Regions from separate parts of the Homo sapiens genome. Here all the other regions are linked to region 3. A link is a contact called in ENCODE Hi-C or POLR2A ChIA-PET data. All regions are on one chromosome and are shown on one strand. Each heading gives the region's core, a stretch centred on a gene start or an enhancer-like site at or near the end of the contact. The rest is flanking DNA. Distances are from core to core; before and after follow the strand shown. Region 1 has its middle 330 kb from the start of DAOA. Region 2 holds the start of GGACT (gamma-glutamylamine cyclotransferase). Region 3 holds the start of TPP2 (tripeptidyl peptidase 2). Region 4 has its middle 480 kb from the start of DAOA.

The links. Hi-C counts contacts between places; a loop is a spot of excess contacts on that map. ChIA-PET counts read pairs that join two places held with the same protein, here RNA polymerase II (POLR2A). Pooled maps may share reads with other maps.
Region 1: a pooled map shows a loop between it and region 3 (9-fold over the local background). The contact joins the enhancer-like site here to the promoter of TPP2 in region 3. A Hi-C loop is called at or near these places in 2 of 37 single-sample maps with no recorded cell type and 10 of 50 pooled maps. POLR2A ChIA-PET finds 5 or more read pairs at or near these places in 2 of 52 experiments (CD4-positive, alpha-beta T cell and CD4-positive, alpha-beta memory T cell).
Region 2: a map of naive thymus-derived CD4-positive, alpha-beta T cell shows a loop between it and region 3 (18-fold over the local background). The contact joins the promoter of GGACT here to the promoter of TPP2 in region 3. A Hi-C loop is called at or near these places in 2 of 168 maps with a recorded cell type or tissue (CD4-positive, alpha-beta memory T cell and naive thymus-derived CD4-positive, alpha-beta T cell) and 9 of 50 pooled maps. POLR2A ChIA-PET finds 5 or more read pairs at or near these places in 2 of 52 experiments (CD4-positive, alpha-beta T cell and PC-3).
Region 4: a pooled map shows a loop between it and region 3 (21-fold over the local background). The contact joins the enhancer-like site here to the promoter of TPP2 in region 3. A Hi-C loop is called at or near these places in 1 of 168 maps with a recorded cell type or tissue (GM12878), 7 of 37 single-sample maps with no recorded cell type and 6 of 50 pooled maps.

What each region holds. Positions count from the first base shown.
Region 1 is chr13:105,137,534-105,142,679 of GRCh38, forward strand. No RefSeq gene overlaps it. Among named protein-coding and RNA genes, the nearest start is that of DAOA, 330 kb to the right of the region's middle. RefSeq lists enhancers at 2,058-2,267, 2,318-2,727. Within about 2 kb of position 1,963, at least 22 of the 41 ENCODE cell types and tissues checked have a DNase peak (open chromatin) inside an H3K27ac peak, as active enhancers do; they include CD4-positive, alpha-beta T cell, where a contact is called at or near this core.
Region 2 is chr13:100,586,821-100,591,771 of GRCh38, forward strand. GGACT (gamma-glutamylamine cyclotransferase) reads right to left here and starts at 1,969. Exons shown (of 3, transcript NM_001195087.2): 1 at 1,921-1,969. RefSeq lists a silencer at 1,602-2,121.
Region 3 is chr13:102,593,500-102,599,061 of GRCh38, forward strand. TPP2 (tripeptidyl peptidase 2) reads left to right here and starts at 3,487. Exons shown (of 30, transcript NM_001330588.2): 1 at 3,487-3,704. The coding sequence starts at 3,540. It overlaps LOC107984588 (a long non-coding RNA gene), which reads right to left and starts at 3,443. Exons shown (of 2, transcript XR_001749984.3): 1 at 2,949-3,443; 2 at 1-902. RefSeq lists enhancers at 2,921-3,080, 3,131-3,190 and silencers at 3,261-3,550, 3,711-4,000.
Region 4 is chr13:104,982,698-104,987,570 of GRCh38, forward strand. No RefSeq gene overlaps it. Among named protein-coding and RNA genes, the nearest start is that of DAOA, 480 kb to the right of the region's middle. Within about 2 kb of position 1,719, at least 9 of the 41 ENCODE cell types and tissues checked have a DNase peak (open chromatin) inside an H3K27ac peak, as active enhancers do; they include GM12878, where a contact is called at or near this core.

The DNA of each region.
Region 1 (5,146 bases), core at 713-3,212, 2.5 Mb after region 3:
ACAAAAGAGCTGAGTTTACATGACCCATAGAGGTAGCTTTCTGGGCCACAGAACAGGGAGAAAAAGATTAGAAAGGAGAGCCAAAGAGGCAAAACTAGAATATGCAGGACAGAGATCTTAGATTTTGATCAAGCTACTTATCTTCTACTAGTCTCAGTTTCTTTATATGCAAAATAATTTTTATTATCTACTAAATAAGCTACAATATGCAAAGTCTATGTGTCATGGCAAGTATTCACTAATTTATAGTTGCTTATCTTATTATTTTGAGATTAAACACAACAGAAGAATAGAATGGTCCATAAGTAATGTCATTTGGTGCTTAAAATACCTTGAATGAATGTGAAAAATATTTTACATATTATCTGAAAAACATGTATAAGAAAAACTTATTATTTGCATTGAAAGACAACTATATTTAAAGACAGATTATGGAATGGATGTTCAATAAACAGTAGTTTTTCTTTTCATTACTTGGAACTCTACAGAAAGAATATTCAAAAGAATCTCTTGTGGGGTAGAATTTCCCAAAACTAAAATTCTTGTTACACCTATACAATAAATTGTCAAAAGACGATCATCATTACTTGCAACCAATGGAACTTAAAGATTAATTATGTAAAAGGCTACATAATTTCCTAGTCCCAGAGAACTCCCCAAAATTACTTTTATTTATTAACCATAGTAGCTAATATTCATTCCAAAGGGAAACATATTTAAATGGCTACTTGCATATGAATTAATAGTGATTAGTGAATACCAAAGTAATTCTGCAATGACCACCAAAACAGAAGTACAAATGCTAAAGATAAGAAAACAAAGGATGTTAGAATTAACTAAAAGATTTCCTAACACAACTGCAATCATCAGGACATACTGGTCTTGTGTAATCAGCTTTCTTTTTTTCTTTCTTTTATTTTTGCTTTACATATACCATGGCCTATATATTAGCATAGTACCTGCTAATGCCAGCAAACACTTGCTGATGCTCTTTCTCTCTGATATCATCCAGGATGTTTTTTGATGTTTCATATGTTTTAGGCATGGAGTTTCTTAGAGGTAGAGAAAATATCCTTTATGGGCCAGGCGCAGTGGCTCATGCCTGTAATCCCAGCACTTTGGGAAGCCGAGGAGGGCGGATCACGAGGTCAGGAGACAGAGACCATCCTGGCTAACACGGTGAAACCCTGTCTCTACTAAAAATACAAAAACTTAGCCGGGCGTGGTGGCGGGCGCCTGTGGTCCCAGCTACTCGGGAGGCTGAGGCAGGAGAATGGCGTGAACCCGGGAGGCAGAGCTGGCAGTGAGCCGAGATCGCACCACTGCACTCCAGTCTGGGTGACACAGCAAGACTCTGTCTCAAAAAAAAAAAACAGAGAGAGAGGAGAAAATATCTTTTATAAGAAGAGGAAACTTTTACCAAATTATTAACTCTCCTATTTATAAGAGCTTCACAGAATCGATTCCTGGTTTTCAGAAGGCTGTTTTCAGCTCCAGAAAATTAACCCAGTGGGAAGGAAATTTCATCAATTGATTTTAGTTGCCTTAGATAATCCACAGGGGCAAGTAAGACCTGGACTACATCTCCACTGAAATGTGGGAGAATTTACAATTGGCATACAGCTGTTTCCTGCTACTGCCTTACTCTAGAGAGAGGATGACTTATCACTCAACTGAAGCTCCCAAAAGAAGAGCTGTAGGAGGCCTTGTTACCTCACACAGCTGGCTAAACTCATAACCTGCCCTGTCATGATTGCTATTCTGGGGCTTGATCGATAAAGACTCGGGTGTTCTCAATTCTGTTCTTTTCTTTGCAATCGCAACACTCAACAATTTCTTGCTTGATAACTATATGCAGACACTGCCCTCACTTCCCCAAGGAATTGCACTGTGCCTGCACATCCCTGTCACTTTCACAAAGAGGCAGATAATTTCCTCTCACTGGATAGGGTGCTATGTGGAAATGACGTGAAATCCGCTCAACCTGATTTCCAACATGTGCGTTCGTTTTCTCCCTATTCAGGTCATAGTGATTCATGAGAGAGAGAGGCAGAGCGGGAACTGAAGCAGTTTCAGCCTCACCAAAGTACCTTTCCCCTAGTTCCTCTTACTGTGCTCATTATCCTTTCTTTCCTGCTTACCATACATCGTTTACCAACCCTTTGAAAATTTAAACTACCAGGTTCATCTAGCTCTGGCACTGCTAGAACCGAGACTACAGAAGATGTCTGAGTCTTCCAAGCTATTTGGGTCAAACAAAACAAACAAAACCACACACAGCCACCGAGTTGGGTTATTTTAAGGACTTAGAGCTACAGAAGGCAATCTGTCAGCATCCGAGGCTGTTTCAAAACCACCTCCTCCCTCCGTGCTTGAGTCAAGAGCTGCAGTCTTTCTATCGCCCATAGCCATGCTGCAGCACTTCCTCAATCACCCTCTTCTCGCTGCACGCATTGACTTTCGGTTTCTTCACAGAGTCACTGACAGCTTGCAGCTTTGGCTTATCGATAGCCCCGTGGTTCTCTCCATCCATGACCTACCAGATGGCATTTTAGTTTAGTTCCCACCACTCACTGCCTTATTTAATTGGTATTTCTTGCCCCACATTTCCAAAGCAAGCCCGGTCTGGATTCTGTTTGGTTCAGCCATCTCATGGGTCTCCAGCTGCTTCCCTGTCCTGTAGGCGGCCTGCGTGAGGCGCAGTTCCTACTTCCAAGGTATTGTGGGGCAGTGGCTATTTTTGCAGGCTATTGTGAGGCAGCAGAGGTAAAGTATGAGTTGAAACATACAAACAAAATATGGCCCCTCAGCATTGTAGAACTTTTGCAGATAATGAATTTTAGAACCAAATAGAGCAGGACATTTGTTTTCACAGTGAGTCTTATGGCTCTACTTAGAATCTTGTCACTCTGTTTTGCAGTCACCTCTCCAAGTCATTGTCTTTTATTGTACCCTTGAGAAACAATACTGTTTCCATTCCAACCACTTTACTGAGTATTTTTACTCAGTGGTCAGGTCACAAATAATCTGTTAAGTTTTAAATTCAGTTGTCTTGTATTGCTGATTTCTCTGTCTTATTTAATGTATTATTCACTTCTTAAACTATTTCTCTTGTGGGTTTTTTGGCACTATATTATCTTCTTTCTTCTATGATTAATTTTGTATTTCTTTCTTTTAAATCTCCTCAGCAATCACCACTTAACTATGAGCATTTCTCAAATGTTTGCACTTTTGCTCCTCAAATTTTATATTGTTCTAATCTGAAGGCACCCATGAAGTCACTGCACTGCATGGTTACCTAAGTGCAGATTACTCCAACATTTTAAATTTCATATATTGATTTCATTCCAGCAGAACACTTCAGACTATCTGACTCAAATTTTCAAGAGGAGATTTCTTACCAGGGAATTGAAGTACATGCTCAAGCTGCTTACATGCCCATATGTTCTGTTTCCACTTAGGATAAAATATTTTCTAGTCCAGTACTACAAAATCCTTCCTTGTATTTGACCCTTCACACAGATCTCAATACATGTATCTATTGCTATTCAAGTCATGATATCCATTGCAATGCAGAATGGTAAGTAATTTATTCACAGTACCGATTGATATTACAAACTTTTAAGCAGGGTACGGCAAAAGCATTAGATACTTTATGTATTAAAGAAGCTGTTAACTGTTTTAACAGATAACTAACTCCCAATCCCAAAATTGTATAGTGTAAGCTCAAAAGCTTACACTATAGAAGTTTATATCTCTCCTTGGTAAGATCTGCTCAGGACTCCCTGATCAGTAAGTGACTCTCTTCCAATGTCTGGTATTCTCACACAGAGACTACTGTGTATGTATTTAGATGAAAACAAATGTCTGTGTTACTGGGAACTGGAATTTTGACATGAGAGAAATAAATACATAATTAAGAGAGAAAAAATTTTAAGAGAACACCTGTATTATCAATAAAAATCAGATGAATGGCATCTCTTATTAAAAAAAAAATAAAGATACCCTCATCCGGCCCACAGAAAATGACTAGAAACACTGACCCACTCAAAAGGAATGAGCACTACTGGTACCTAGGATCAGGACTCTTAGGGAAAAAAAAAGGCATTATTCTGAAAACTTATAGAAGAAAAGGAAGGAGTCAAACATTCATCTTGCATTCTCTTTTTAACCCCTTCTCCAGGAGTCAGTTTTCATCCATGACTGGTGAGCTCATAAAAATAAACTGATATTGAGTAGGATGCAGTGGCTCATGCTTGTAAATCCAGCATTTTGGAAGGCTGAGGTGGGAAGATCGCCTGAGCTAAGGAATTTACCAACCTGGGCAACATAGTAAAACCTCATCTCTACAAAACGTTAAAGAAGAAGAAGAAGAAGAAAAAAAAAAAAAAAAGCCAGGCACACACCTGTAGTCTTAGCTACTCAGGAGGCTGAGGCAGAAATATTGCTTGAGCCCAGGAGGTTGAGTTTGCAGTGAGCTACATTTGTGCCACTGTACTTCAGCCTGGATGACAGGGTGAGATTGAGAAAGAAAGAAAAGAAAGAAAAGAAGGAAAAGAAAAGAAAGAAAGGAGGAAGGAAGGAGAGAAAGAGAGAGAGAAAGAAAGAAAGGAGGGAGGGAGGGAGGGAAGGAAAGAAGGAAGGAAGGAAGGAAGAGAAACTGATGTTATGTTCTTTAAATATGAGTACACAACATTATTACATGTGAAGAATTTTTTTACCAAAACCAAAATAAACTAGAAGACAAGCCATTTTTCATCAACCAATTTACAAAAAATATAGGGAACAGCTGAAACTGTTAAGTGACATGGCAGGGCTTCAATCAGTAAAATGCAGACTCTGAAAACTCTACAGGACAAACAATCTGATTCTTCAAAATACAAAATTCATGGAAAACAAAAAGACTAGGATGGGGGACCTAAAATATAGTTATGGAACACTAAACAATTACAATATATGGACTTTGCATATTTATTTGAATAAAAGTACTAAGGCTAAGAAATTTCAGCACTATTATTTATGATATGAAAAAAATTATTGCTAATGTTTAGGTATAATGATATTGTGGTTATGTTTCATGTGAGTTTTGTATTTTAGGGACTGGCTTTCCTATGTTTGGAGATGAAATATTACGTTGTCTGGGATT
Region 2 (4,951 bases), core at 719-3,218, 2.0 Mb before region 3:
GGGGGTATCACGATGCCTTTTACGGAGCAAGCTCCGCAGTCCAGGGGCAGGTCCTCACGGCCTAAACACGGCTGCCTTATCCTGAGTAGTTTTACTGACAATAGAGCTTCAACTGAAGAATGAATTCCTGTTCAGCAGGACACTGGGCAGTCATGTTTAATTGAGAACTCTTAAAATTCCTAATAGAGTTTGCCTAGATGGAGGATGTTCTAAAGAGGGCTGCGAATATTTCGTGTTTCTGTCCTCTTACTGTCACCTTTCCTTGGGTCCTGTCCCCTCTTCAAGCATGGCTGCACTACACTTCCACACCAGCCTGCTGGTGTCCTAATCACTGGTAAGGGCCCTGGCTCGAGGTGGATACAAAGCCTCCCAATGACTTCACTTCAAGAATGGACACAGATTGGAAATCTTACTAGTAAAGAGAGAAATGAACAGATCATTTTAAAATCCCTCTTCTATTCTGCTTACTGCTACCTACTATCCAGATCACCACAAACAACCACCCTCTCCTAACTAGTAGTAGTTAGGGCCTGGTTAGTAAAATCAACTAGCCCAAAGTATTTCCGTACAAAAATCCACCAATTAGAAATTAATTTAACTTTGCAAACTCAGCTTTTACAATACGAATCTCTGCTAGAACACAGTGGTCTGCTTATTCAGGGAAGTCTGGCTTCTTCTGGGAATAGTTTCAGGAAAACAAGGCATTTTGGGAAAATACGGGCAAACTGCAGGTGCTCTTCATCTGAGCATTTCAATAAATTGAATGAGGCCAGGGAAAAGTCTTCACTTACAGGTAAATGTACATAAGGACACCTACGTGTGTGTAAGACCTACACTTTAAATAGGTCACCTTTAGTTTTTCATTAATCATTTCTCCTGGGACATTTAGCAAAACGAATAACTTGCTTTTAAAAAAGGCCACAAATCCCGGGTGCAGTGGCTCATGCCTGTAATCCCAACATTTTGGGAGGCCAAGGCGGGCGGATCACGGGGTCAGGAGTTCGAGACCAGCCTGGCCAACATGGTGAAACCCTGTCTCTACTAAAAACACAAAAATAAGCTGGGCGTGATAGCAGGCGCCTGTAATCCCAGCTACCCGGGAGACTGAGGCAGGAGAATCGCTTGAACCCGGAAGGCAGAGGTTGCAGTGAGCCGAGATCGCGCCACTGCACTCCAGCCTGGGCAACAGGGCAAGACTTCATCCCAAACAATAAAAAGGGCCAGAAATCGACTGCATTTTCTTATCACTTAAATATTAAATCAACTAAGCGTGGAGTTAAGAAGCTGTGTTCAAAAAACACTTAAGTCTGCTTTTGAGCTTGTGGCGTTGTCCTTGGCCCACAGAGTAAAACAGCAATGATAACCATAATTAATAATCAAGGCAGTAAATTTCTTCAAAATTTCAGAAGTTTCACTAATGGCTCCAAAGAAACCTTAGATCAGAAATTCACAAGTGCCAGGAGACGTTTTTAGATTTCTTTTGCAGCTTCTAGTCTCCTTACAAACAGGAAATCTTTAAAATGAAAAACAATTTCTGAGAAGTGTTAGCCCGGTTCAGCTGAGGTCCTCTGAAAGCCAGCGTGTGGGCTGTCACGCTTCCTTTACAGGGAAGCAGCGCCCGTGCGTGAGGCGGTTCCTGGCTTTTACCGCCCTCTGCCCGTTCTGGCAATCGCGCCCGTGGCCCCCGCGCGGGGCAATGGAGGACGCGTTTCGGGGTCCACCGTCCCCTCCCTCCGGCTGGCCTCGCCGGCCGGCGGCGCCCCAGGCCTCCTCCCTCACCCGCGGGGACGCCGAGTGCTGCGGCCTCGACCCGGACGCCGCGCAGGGAGCGACGCCCCAGGTTCCCGCGGGCGCCAGGACACCCCGCCTGGGGGGCGGAGCAGGCGCAGCCCCGACCCCCGCCCGGGCTCAGCGCCTCACCTGCCGGCAGCCGGGGCTGTCGGGGAGGGCAGGGCCAGGGCGGAAATGCAGGGCCGGGCCCGCGCCTCTGCTCCCAGGCCGCCCCCGGCGGCGCCCCCTGCAGGCGGAACGCGAGGCCCGCCAGCCCCTGCGGCGCCCTCGCACACACGTGGCCGCTCGCACAACTGGCCGCCTAACAGCCAGACCCACCCACGCCGATGCCCGCCGGAGACGCCCCGCCGCAGACACAGCGCAACCAGCTTCACACACCTGGGGACGCCCCACAGAAGTCACATCCACCCTAACACACCTGGGCACTCAGGCTCAAGCCCCGACTGCATGGTGGACCCTGACACACCTGGGCCACACCCCACAAAACAGACTCACAGACGACTCCACAAGCTTGGGGACACGCCACATCAAATGGACACACATGCACACACAAATGAACCCAAGCGCAGACACACTTGGGGATGCCAACCATGTGTGTATCTATCACATCACACACCACCAAGGCCCCCCAGCTGGGCATGCACACAGCCCTGATACCGAGTCCAGACCGCCATCTAGTCACACTGCCCACTTACTTACCAATACTCTTAAAATGAAACTGTGGCCGAAGGAGACAATGGAAGGATGACATCACCTCTTCCCTAGCTCCAGGACTAATTTAAGCCCCAGAAATTATAGGACTGAGAACCAAAATCGAAAGAGAACATTTTCCCTAGAGACAATGGGTTAAAGCAATGCCACTTGGGGGCCAGGTGGTAGGAATGGTACAGCTATGGAGAGAGTGACACTTCTGTCTCTCCGAAAGACACAAATCTGTGTTTATCAGATTAGCAATAATCCCCCTTAATCATTTCCTGCCCTTTCTACTTTCTCATGGATGTGGACTGATTGAAACCTTTATATAAACTGGTTTTTATCCAAACGTTTCCAACAATGCAGATGTAATTGTATTTTGAACAGATGTACAATTCCAAAAGAAATCTAAACCATCAGGTACATAAGTCGTTGGTTTTCACAGTTTTTTCTTGTCTTGGACACTTCATAATTAAATTGAAATGTATTAAAAAACCTTGTCTAGCTCATATTAATATTTTTTTTTTTTTTTTTTTTTTTTTTGAGACGGAGTCTCGCTCTGTCGCCTAGGCTGGAGTGCAGTGGCGGGATCTGGTTCACTGCAAGCTCCGCCTCCCGGGTTCACGCCATTCTCCTGCCTCAGCCTCCCAAGTAGCTGGGACTACAGGCGCCCGCCACTACGCCCGGCTAATTTTTTGTATGTTTAGTAGAGACGGGGTTTCACCATTTTAGCCAGGATGGTCTCGATCTCCTGACCTCGTGATCCGCCTGCCTCGGCCTCCCAAAGTGCTGGGATTACAGGCGTGAGCCACCGCGCCCGGCCTCATATTAATATTTTTAAAGACAGCAGTAATTCTTAACTTTTTGAAGCGAAAGAATGATTCCACTTTCATCTCTTTTTTGAGGGGGGAAAATCATGTCAGCAAAGGAAAGTGAGACAAATAGATAAATAATTCTTCTGATAAAGGAAAATTAAAGATGACGCAGACTAGACGAATTTTTTGTTTGTTTTGAGATGGGTTCTCACTCTGTCACCTAGGTTGGAGTACAGTAGCATGTTATTGGCTCATTGCAACCCCTGTTTCCCAGGCTCGAGTGATCCTCCCACCTCAGCCTTCTGAGTAGCTGGGACCTCAGGCACCCACCATCACGCCCGGCTAGTTTCTTGTATTTTTTGGTAGAGACAGGATTTCACCATGTTGCCCAGGGTGGTCTTGAACTCCTGAGCTCAGGCGATCCACCCGCCTTGGCCTCCCAAAGCGATGGGATTACAGGTATGAGCCACAGTGCCTAGCCAAGACAAGTGTTAAGTTGCATCCCAGATAAGGCTGGGGAAGCCCAATCTAACATAGAATAGGCTCTGTGGGATGAAGCCTTCAGTTTAACTTCTTGGAAAACAACTCACAGTTTGAAGAGCAGTTTTTGAAATGTGGTCCCAGTCCAGCAGCACTGGCAGCACCTGGGTATTTAGAAATGCACAATCTCCAGCCACACTGGAGGTGTCCTGACTCTGGGGGTCAACTCAGTGTCAGCAAGTCTGGGGGTGGGGCCCAGAGATGGACATTCTAATGAGTGATGCCAGTTCAAGTTTGAAAACCATCGCCTTTTGAGGATGTACCTCGGTGCTTCTCAAACTTTAACGTGCACGTCAGTCAACCCAGGGTCTTGTTTTAAAATGTAGATTCTGGTTCAGCTAGCCAGGAGTAGGGTCTAAGATTCTGCAGGTGGACAGAGGGTGCTAAGTGAAGATTTTCTTGTGTATAGACACACTCCAGGGTGCTGTCACTGTGAAGACAGCTCCACAGCAAAGCTTGGGTCTCATAGAGATAAAACTCACAAAGTGCCTCAAGGAAATAGACTGGTCAATCTAAGCAGGTCCCGGGCTTGTCAGTTTAGGGTTGGTCAGTTATTCAGGATCCCTTGGCAAGCCAACTGCTCTGGTAGCTTTTAGGAACTGGGTCGACTCACCAAGTCTGTTTGGTTGTGTCCAAATGGTACAATTGAGTCATTCACTGCAAAGGGTTCAGCTGCTCATTCTGGCCCCTTTGCTCTGCCTTTTTACAAACTCTCACATCCTCTAGGCTTAGGGTCATGCAGTCAGCAAATCACTATGCACCTGTATTAGTCTGTTCTTGCATTGCTATAAAGAGCTACCTGAGACTTGGTAATTTATAAAGAAAAGAGGTTTGACTCACAGTTCCACAGGCTGTACAGGAAGCATGGCTGGGGAAGCCTCAGGAAACTTACGATTATGGCAGAAGGTGAAGAGGAAAGAGTCACATCTTAAATTCTTAAACAGCCAGAGAAGGAGAAAGAGAGAGCAAAGGAGGAGGTGCCACAGAGTTTTAAACAGCCAGATCTTGTGAGATCTCACTCACTATCACGAGAACAGCCAGGGGGAAATCTGCCCCCATGATTCAATCACTTCCCACCAGGCCCTTCCCTGACACCCGGGATTACAATTCAG
Region 3 (5,562 bases), core at 2,237-4,736:
CAAACACCAAAGCATAACAGCATATGCTCTGCTGTGTGTTATGTTAAACCACTTTTCATTTGTCTCATTAAATCCATCTTTTCTACAATTTAAGCAAAGGTTATAGAGCAAAAGATGACATTTGTCATATGAGTGATTCTTAAAATGGGAGCTTCAACGTACGTCTGAATTTTGTTCACATTACTTTCTGGGCATATTATGTAATACTTATATATCCTGGTTTCGCTTCTTAAGAATTGATGATTCAATTTTACAAGAGACACAGACATACAAATCTTATCCTTTTAACTAGTCCTGTCATTAACAGAAGCATGACTTATTTATACCAAGCATCTTTTTAAGAGCTCTATTTTCAATAAAAATTTTTTTGTCCTGTAATTTTTAATCAAAGCTTAAGACTTACTCATGTTGTTGTAATCAACTTTGTAATAACTGAAAGATAACCCAAAAGAATAAGTTTAACATTTTTCTTCCAGGAAAATTTTTAAAATTAATATATTTTTATTGCAGATGATGATACATTATCAATATGCCTTTCCATTATAAATGCAAATTACAATGAGAAAAAATTCCATATAGAATGGAAATAAAGTTTCCAGAAGAAATAGTGATATAAAATGTCTGCTTTTAAGTGTTCAGATATTTTATAAATAGTTGATGGTAGCTATCAGAGTTACACTCAACTGGGTATATTTACATGAGAAACGTGAAAGTTTCATTAAATAATGACGATATTTATACTATGCCAGAAATTACATCCTTTATAATTTTTAAAATTTATGATAGGCCGGGCGCAGTGATTCACGCTTGTAATGCCAGCACTTTGGGGGGCCGAGGCGGGTGGATCACCTGAGGTCGGGAGTTCGAGACCAGTCTGACATCAACATGGAGAAACCCCGTATCTATTTAAAAAAATACAAACATTAGCTGGGTGTGGTGGCACATGCCTGTAATCCCAGCTACTTGGGAGGCTGAGGCAGGAGAATCACTTGAACCCCGGGAGGTGGAGGTTGCAGTGAGCCGAGATCCCGCCATTGCACTCCAGCCTGGGCAAGAAGAGCAAAACTCCATCTCAAAAAAAAAAAAAAAAATTGTGACAAATTTAGACTTCATTTTACAGCTGTACAAAGGGATACATAACTTTTTTAAAAACATGTTTATGGGATATGTAAGCAAAAAAAGAAAAATCTGGCCGGGTGCAGTGGCTGATGCCTGTAATCTGAGCACCTTGGGAGGCCGAGGTGGGTGGATCCCCTAAGGTCAGGAGTTCAAGACCAGCCTGGCCAACATGGCGAAACCCCGTCTCTACTAAAAATACAAAAACTAGCCAGGTGTGGTGGCATGCACCTGTAATCCCAGCTACTCGGGAGGCTGAGGCAGGAGAACTGCTTGAACCCGGGAGGCGGAGGTTACAGTTACCCGAGATTGTGACATTGCACTCCAGCCTGGGCCACAGAGTGAGACTCTGTGTCAAAAAAGAAAAAGAAAAGGAAAGGAAAAGAAAAATCTAAAGAACATTGTTACGGCAGTCTAATAAAAAGTCTGCCACCTAGGTTTCATAATAAACTGTTCATTCCCCATTTATTCATTGGGTGATACTCTGGCAAAGTCATGCACATGGTGTGGTAGAACATACTGGGGAGAGATTGTGAGAAGACAAATCCCGTGTTTTCATCAACCTGTTTTGTAATCCATGACAGTCAGTTAACTTTGTTTCTTCATCTATAAAATGAAGTGATTGGACTATGGTTCACTTGAAACTGGGAGCCATTCTGTTCTATCACTATAAGCTCTATACTGAATGTCTTCTGCGAGTTTGTTATTCTGTTTTCGTCTGTGTTAATTTGAAATTCTTTTCTAGAGGTAATGTAAACAGTTGGGAATAAGAAGAAAAACATTCAACTTTTCTTTTTCCTCTGCACTAAAGAGAACATGCTTGTGTAAGACTTATGGACTGAATAAATGATCAAGGAATCAGCTGAAACCATTGCACAGCCATAAGAATAATTTTTGAGACTTAATGGAGGATCTCTGAAATTCTGTGGGTTGGAAACCGCATGCATAAGGCTTTCCTTTATACCAGGTATTCTTAACTTGGTGTCCATAGACAGAATCCAAGGGGTTCAAAAACTTCCGTAGAAAAAAGATACAAACCTCTTAATTTTTTTCACATCAAGTATGAATGTAGGCAAAAACCAGGGTAGTTATGCTGTTATGTCACCAATAAAAATCAGTTCATCGTAGTGCAGTTTTCACCGCTATCTCCAAATAATTATATTCTTCACTATTTTGAAGTTATGGTAGTTTATTAGCCTTGGCCCTAGCTCCTGTTATTTAATGCAAAAGAAGTACACCTGTAACTATACACACACACGTAAAGCTCCTGCTATATAACAAAATTGCCTTTAGTATTTTTGATAACTGCATTTAAACATAATTTATTTCCTGGGTAATCCTATCTATTTCATTGTATGCATTTTAAAACACTGCTTGAGAAATAGGCCTCACCAGATTGCCAAAGGGGTCTTCGGCACAATAAAAGGCTAAGATTACCCTGGCATGAGCATAGACATAAAGATCATTAGAGGACCACTATGCAGCTTGCAGCAACTGACGGCAGGCACTGTGAATCTGGAAAACTGAAAATTATGGCTCTATAATTGAGTGGACAGCCGTAAGGAGCAATCAGAAACTTCAGTGTAAGAGGAAAAAAAAAGATGTTTTTCAGAAATCCCGGAAGCTAAGGATCAGCAGAGGATAGGAGGGGCCCATTTCAGTCTCGTGCTTTGTTACTGGCTACAAAGGCGACGGAATGACCAACAACCCACTTCCTGTTGACTGAAACTATTGCCTGTCTCCACCCTATTGCTCCCCCTCACCACCTCACCCCCATCAAAGGGGCATAACAACACAGGGGAACCCAAAGTCTACACCCCTTAACCTACGACCTTCCAAAATCATGTCCGGAGCTTTCGCCGACACCGCAGACTCCTTAGCGGCTAAGCGTGAGTGCGCCGGCTCCCTTGCCTCGGGTCAGCAGCACCCCGGGGCTGGGGCTCCTGCAGCAGCCGCACCAAAAAGTTTCATCCACAACCTTAAGTTTGGAAACTATCGTTTGCCAAGCGAAGGGTTCCCATTATTCCTGGCTGGCGGTCCATCTCCTTGCCCGTCTCTCGGGGAGTGATTCGGTCCGGGACACCAGGACTCTGCTTGGAGGCCTGCTGTTGCCTAAAAACCCCAAGCGCGGGCCTCTTCAAGGCCCCAGGTTCGAGATCCGAACCCTCCAGTAATGTCCTCAGACTCCTCCCCCTTCACTGCAGCCCGGGCAATACTCGGGCCTAGCTCCTGAGAGCGGCGCCGTTGGCTTACGTAGCAGCACGTGATTGGCCACCGCTCCCTGGCAGGCCGGGATTGGTGGAAGACGGGCCGACCCCGCCCCTCGCCCCCGCCTCCGGCCCGAGGCCGCACGGGTGTCCTCGCGCTGCTAGTCCGCGCGCAGCCTGGCAGTTTGCCGCTTCCTCGTCCTCCATCCTGCGTCCATGGCCACCGCTGCGACTGAGGAGCCCTTCCCTTTTCACGGTCTCCTGCCGAAGAAGGAGACCGGAGCCGCCTCCTTCCTCTGCCGCTACCCGGAGTATGATGGGCGGGGGGTGCTCATCGCAGTCCTGGACACGGGGGTCGACCCGGGGGCTCCGGGCATGCAGGTGAGGCGGCCCCCGAGGGCCCGGGCGCGGGGGCGCGGGCGGCCGGGGACGCGGGTGGGGACACAGTCTCGGAGCCCGGCAGGCCAAAGCCCCGCTCTGCGGCCGAGTCCGGGCCGGGGTGGGCAGCACCGGGGTGGGCAGAGGTCAGAGCCAGGCGCGGGAGGGACGGGCGCCCGCCAAGGGGACTCAACGGCGCACAGTGCCAGGGTCGCTGGGCGGGCGAGGGCCCGGACCCCAGGTTGGGCCGTGGTCCCCCCAGCTCAACAAAAGCAGCGTGCCCGGCGCGGCTGCCTGGGGAAGCCTGGGTCCCCCTTTGGCCCCAGGGACTCCCCTTCCTTCTCGCTTCGGCGCTGCCAGGCCGGACCCCCCAGGCTCCTTCCCTCCACGCCGCCTTCCTCTGCCTACCCCTCGTGCCTCGGACACCGGTCCCAGCCTGACGTTTTTAAAGAGAATTTTACAGCTTTTATCATTGGGGTGGGGTGGAGACACCAGATAGGCAACTGACATGTGAGAACTTAATGTTTAGGGATCGGGAGATTTGGTTTGGGGAAGAATAGTTTGTCTTTAAGCACGAAAGCTGGGTTTCCAGAAGATAACCCAGTCCTCTTCCGGAATTGTTTCCTGTGGTAGTTTTGTGTATTCTATTTTTAAACGGTCTTCTGCAGCGTGTTTGCTTAGGGTCATTGAATCTTGTGGCTTAGTCTTCGTTTACATAAGGAGAATTCAGTTAGGTTTGGTTTTGGCGAGCTTCTCAGACCTTATGAAAATATGCGACTTTTTTTTTTTTAAACCTGAAAACATACGACGGTTTTTAAAAATTACTTAGTTTTTTGCCTTAGGCAACTTTAAAATCTGTAGATTCAAGGTATCATACCAGAAGGTAGTTTTTTTGAAAGTATGTTGTCTCTCGTTAAAAGCATTCTGTTTAAAGTCTTTAAAGTTTAACTTTTGTACTTTTAACCCTTTACTGAAATCCAGTAATAAAATTTCACCGTTATTCAAGATCCATCTCCCAGCATCCCTGACTAATCCTACTGTATGCTGATCTCTCGTTGATCAGCCCCTGGCTATCTTATCCTCCTTTCTACACTAAACACTCATCCTCCTCCCCACAATGTCCCTTCCCTTCTGGATCCTTTATCGTGCTTTCTGATTATTGAGGTAGCATTTTGGAAGTAACGAGGGGGAGTCTGGCCGAATCTGCTTAGAAACCCCTGGGAATCTTGATTCCTGGTGTGTGTTCTTCAGCACCACTCTGGAGTACAGCACATCTTTTGTGAATCAGAAGAGGATCAGGTACTGAATTCCCTCCCGGTAACTGGAGTTATATAGTTGTCGTTGTATTAATAACTTAAAGACTTAGAACAATGACAGCTATCAACTCATTTGGGGCTTTATTACAAAGTAATAATGCTTTTCATTCAGCTGTGGAGTGTGTTTACTTTTTATAGGATGAGTGGGAGGAAAACAGCTGGGATAAGTGGTTCACCGGTTCTTTTGTCAGGATAATAAGAGGGTCAGAAAAGTTTGGAGAAGTGCTGCTTGGTAGAATTTGTTGGTAGAATTTCCAGATCTGTTTCTCACATTATTCTGTTACTCTCTCTAAAGTAACAATAATTTTCACCCCACAGCCTTGTTGTGAAAATTGATTATAAGAGGACTGGCTAATTACATGTGACTTTTTTAAATGCTCAAGAAAAATATTAAACTATTTTGGCAATGATATTTATTCTTTTTTGTATATATAATTTCAACTTTTATTTTAGATTCAGAAGGTAGAAGTACAGGTTTGTTACATGGGGGTATTGCCTGATGTTAAGGTTTGGGGTGTGATTGATCCTGTCACCCAGGTAGTGAG
Region 4 (4,873 bases), core at 469-2,968, 2.4 Mb after region 3:
TTTGATGTTTATTCTTGCTTCAATTTTAGTAGAATTTGTGTTGCTTTCATAGGGACTCTTTGCAAACAGATGTCTCATCCTATTTAGTGCCTCAAACTAGATTCTGTTCAGTCATGTTACAAGTTAATATGAGTCTATAATGCTACAAGAAAAACATTTAAAGTCATTAAAGGATCATTTTTTCATAGGACACATTTTCCATAAACAACTTTTTGAAGACTGATCGTAGTCCAGGCACTATCCTATTTCAGGTCCAACCATATTCAGGTTGTTCTATGCTTCTCAGGTTTCAATTTAAGCCAAAGCCATGTAGCATCACAACGTGATGGGGCAGTAGACTAAAGGCATTCATTCACTCAAGCATCCGTCCCTGCAATGTATACTTGTTGAATAAACAGTTTCATCTGGGAACATTGTAGGTTTGGGACATGCTTATAGGCATTTACGTATTTTAAGAAAAGAAGAAAGAAGCATGAGAAGAACAATTGGGAGAAACAGAGGATTAATAAGATGAGAAGTAACTGAAGCAGTATTTCCCTCAACTTAAGAATGTTGTGTAGGCCTACTGATTCATTCATGAAATCTCACTGATGGAGTGGATGGATGAATCAGGTACAACTTGTACATTCATTTTACTGGCGAACAAACCAAGGTTTAATGTGTTTAGGTAATTTTTCCAAAGACTAGTATGATAGTGGAGTTCTAATTTGAACCAAGGGTTATCTGACACTAGATAATTCTGTATGAAGTAATAAACATGTAAATGAATGACTAAAAAAAATGAATCTCTGCTGAACATATCAGATCATACATTCATTCACCCTCTTAGCATATAAATATCCTGAAAAAGAAGTTAGCAAACTTCTTTTTTTCCGAAGGGCCAGGCAGTAAATATTTTAGGCATTGTGGGCTATATGTCTCTTGACAACTCTTAATTCTGTCTTTGTAACAGGGAAGCAGACATACACAATACACACACACACACGCACACACACAAGTGTGACTGTGTTTCAGTGAAGCTTTATTTACCATAACAGGTCCTTGCCAAGACAAATTTAAAAAGCACCCAGTCAAGTAAGGAGGAGAACTAATGCTTAGATTCCAGTTAGAAATGTTGCATATACAATGTAGATACAGGTTGCCATGGGAGCCCAAAGCAGGTGCCTTTAAATCACACAGCCTCTCATTTTCAAGACTTCTTTAAAGAGACTTAAAGGGATTCTATTTTCTTAAGATATGTGATTCAGGTCTTGTGTTCCCCTTTGGGACACAAAGCTTGTACATATTCTTGGAACTCAGTTGTCTAGAATAATGAGAATTTTTTTATGATGTTGATTTTATTCAGATCAAAAACGTCATTCATGTTGGAAATATTTCTATCTATTCTAATCCAAACATTGAACGAGCATCACTGTCTATAGTGAATATACTTAATATATAATATTCCACATAGAGAAATTTGATAAAACTCAAACAACTTTGAGACTACCTAAGGATTTACTGTGTTCCAATGTCTGACAATATGTAAACTCACTTTTTGTTCATGAGAAATCTAGTTTACAAATATAGCCGTGGAGTCCTTTAAGATAATGGCCTTAATGACAAGAAAAAAAGTACCTATGCCATATGAAAAACTCACTTTTGCAGTCCATAAGTTATAAATAGCCCTGTTGCAGTTTCAGTAGCTGGCTGGCAGCCAGGAGAGAGAGGAAAACAGATTGAGGTTAGCCACAGGGAGAAAATGAAGTTGGGCAGAAGGCTTAAACAATGTGAAAGCTTCAAAGAAACATAAACGTGTATTTTAGCAGGGGAAACAAGAGGAAAATCACATGTAGTTACTATTGTGTTAGCTTTCTCTGAAGTTCCATTATCTCTTCAACTATCTCTCATACGTATTGAGAAAACTGAAAGGAGGAGTTAGAGGAAGTAAAATATGAAACATATAATAATCATATAGCATGCTTTGGCAGTACATTCCACTTCCTGTATTTGGAAGAGTAGCCTGGGGATGCAGAAAAGCAGAGAGGAAACAGAGGGTGCAGTACAGGAAATGCTTGGTCAGTGCACATATGCTGCTGAGTTTATGGAACATCTTTACAAAGTAGCTAAGCCTTCCCCAAGTGTAATAGTGACAATTTTAATAGAGATATCAGCATACAAGACAATATATAATTGTGCTTCTTGAAAACTACTTTATGAATCTACTTCCTATCTTATCAAAAACAATCAATGCAAAATGAATTGCATTACTCTTGAAGACACAAATCTATGTAAATATTAATTGGATGACGTTTTATAGTTTAACCTCTACAACAGGTGAAAATTTATTGAGAAATAACATTTGACTTATCTCTACAACTATATGGAAAACAACTTGTAGCTATAGTGTAATTAACATTTCTCCCCTAATTGAATATTTTAAGAGAAATCAGTTAAGAGCTTTCTTTTTGTACAAATAGTAGATTCTCTCATGATGCATGAAGAAACTTGAAGACACACTTTAGAGAATTTATAATACAGAGAATCAGGAAACTTACACTCTGAAACAGTAACAAAGTGATCAAATGTCTAGTATGGCTGAAACTCTATTCCATTTGCATATTATGTCCTTTGCCTTTGAGTGTAAAAATTAACCCAATCGAGTCCAAAGACAGTGCTAAAAATTTAGGTAATACTTCTGGTTCATAGACAATTTTTCAAATCCATAGTGCTTAGCACTTCAGCAATTGAAATGGTTTCATTTCCAAATCACAAAAATGACAATTTAGAAGTTAATGCTCCTTAGAGACTTATTGCTATTACCCAGAGATTTCCAGGCCAGTAATAATTTGTTTTCCTCTACTTAGAAAATAATTCATTTTCATGTTCTGTGGTAATATTGAAGCATTAACTTATCTGCTTCAAAATAACACACAGTGTTATATATACAAAATAATTTTTACTTCTGAAGTACTTTCAAATGTATTTGGTCATTTCTAATATGAAACCCTCACTTTTGAGTTTAGAAATAAAGAAACTAATTGACATACCCATATTTACAGAATAAACTATATACTACAAATAATATACTACATTTATCATTTTCTAATTTCTATTGCAGAACTTCTTCTACCCACTATAGAAAGCAGCATTTTAGATAATAAGGTGATTTACTATATCCTTTAATAATAATAAATGTTCTAAGTTTTTTAGAAATAAAATATTCTCAAACTATCCTAATTCTCATGTATGAAGTCATAAAATTGAGTTGCAACCAGTCTACTTAAAATTAATGTGTAGTAGTGGAAAAGACTGCATTTCTGCAGAATTTCAATTCATATATATGACTAGAAAAATATTTGACAATGCTTTAAGCCATTTAGTTTTTATGAATTTATCGCTGTATAGATCCTATGCTTTATTCTTATATATTTACAACCAACCAGTGTGACCATTTTCAGTTAATTGAGTGAGTTCAGCTTCATTTAACCACTTAATGAGTTACTAATATCATTTTTTATAAAATGAATTTCTGCAATGGTAAGCAGGTAGAAATTGGGGAGTACATTAATAATGCAAATGATTTACAGACATTTTCTTTTTTATGTTAGATTTTTTTAAAAAAATAAAAGCTATCTTTTTTTTAACCCAACTGTAGATTATCTGGGAAATGTAAAAAAAAAAATAATGGACAAATCAAACTCAAGTAATAATTTTGTAAGGATAGTAAAAGAAATGACAAATAACTGTATTTTGTGTTAATTCAGGTATTAAATTGTAATAGCAGTGTGGATGCTTGTCTTTGACAAGTTTTCTGGTAGTTCAAGAACAAACTTTCTTCAAAATACATATTCATATATATGTCTGACTGCAATAACTTTATTCAAAAGTTAATTTTAAAGCCATATTTTCATTATGACTCTGGATTATTTTCATAACAGTATATTCATTATTTAGATAGGTAGACAGATGTATAATACATGTTGGTAAAGAAAACTGTAAGTTTGAATTCTAGATCCAGATTTGTCCCATACAAGTTCTATATACTTGGACAAATCTCCCAATACTTCGGTTAGCTTTTCTTTATTTTTTTTTTTTTTTTTTTGAGACGGAGTCTCACTCTGTCGGCCAGGCTGGAGTGCAGTAGTAAGATCTCAGCTCACTGCAAGCTCTGCCTTCTTGGTTCACGCCATTCTCCTGCCTCAGCCTCCTGAGTAGCTGGGACTACAGGCGCCCACCACCATGCCCGGCTAATTATTATTATCATTATTTTTTTAGTAGAGATGGGGTTTCACCGTGTTAGCCAGGATGGTCTCGATCTCCTAACCTCGTGATCCGCCCGCCTTAGCCTCCCAAAGTACTGGGATTACAGGCATGAGCCACCACGCCCGGCCCGCTTTTCTTATATTTAATATAAATCTGATTTGATCTATAACATTTAGTAACACACTGGGCTTCTTATGATAAGGTGGCATCATTTAGAAGTAAACCAGAAACAAGGACAAATAGAAAAATGTAGTGTAGAAAATGATGTAACAGTAATTTGAATGCCTTTAAAAAAAGATAGCAATGAGAGTTACAACTGGCCACAGTTGTGCAAAAATTAGTGGTGAAATAAAAAGTTCAAAAGCAATAGCAGGGAAGCATGAACTAAGAGAATTTATATGAGTAAGTAAAAATATTGTTCCATGGGAAATTAATGAGGGTCATGGCGTAGTTCAGGAAATCATCCATAACAGAACAATTAAGTAGAGGCAATAACATAAATACTATTTTTGTTATATTTACATTGTTACTATTATATTTTATTGTTAGTTATATATTTTATATATTGCCAGTTTTATTGTTAGTAGTATATTTTATTGTTAGAATTAATTTATAATTATTATTGTGT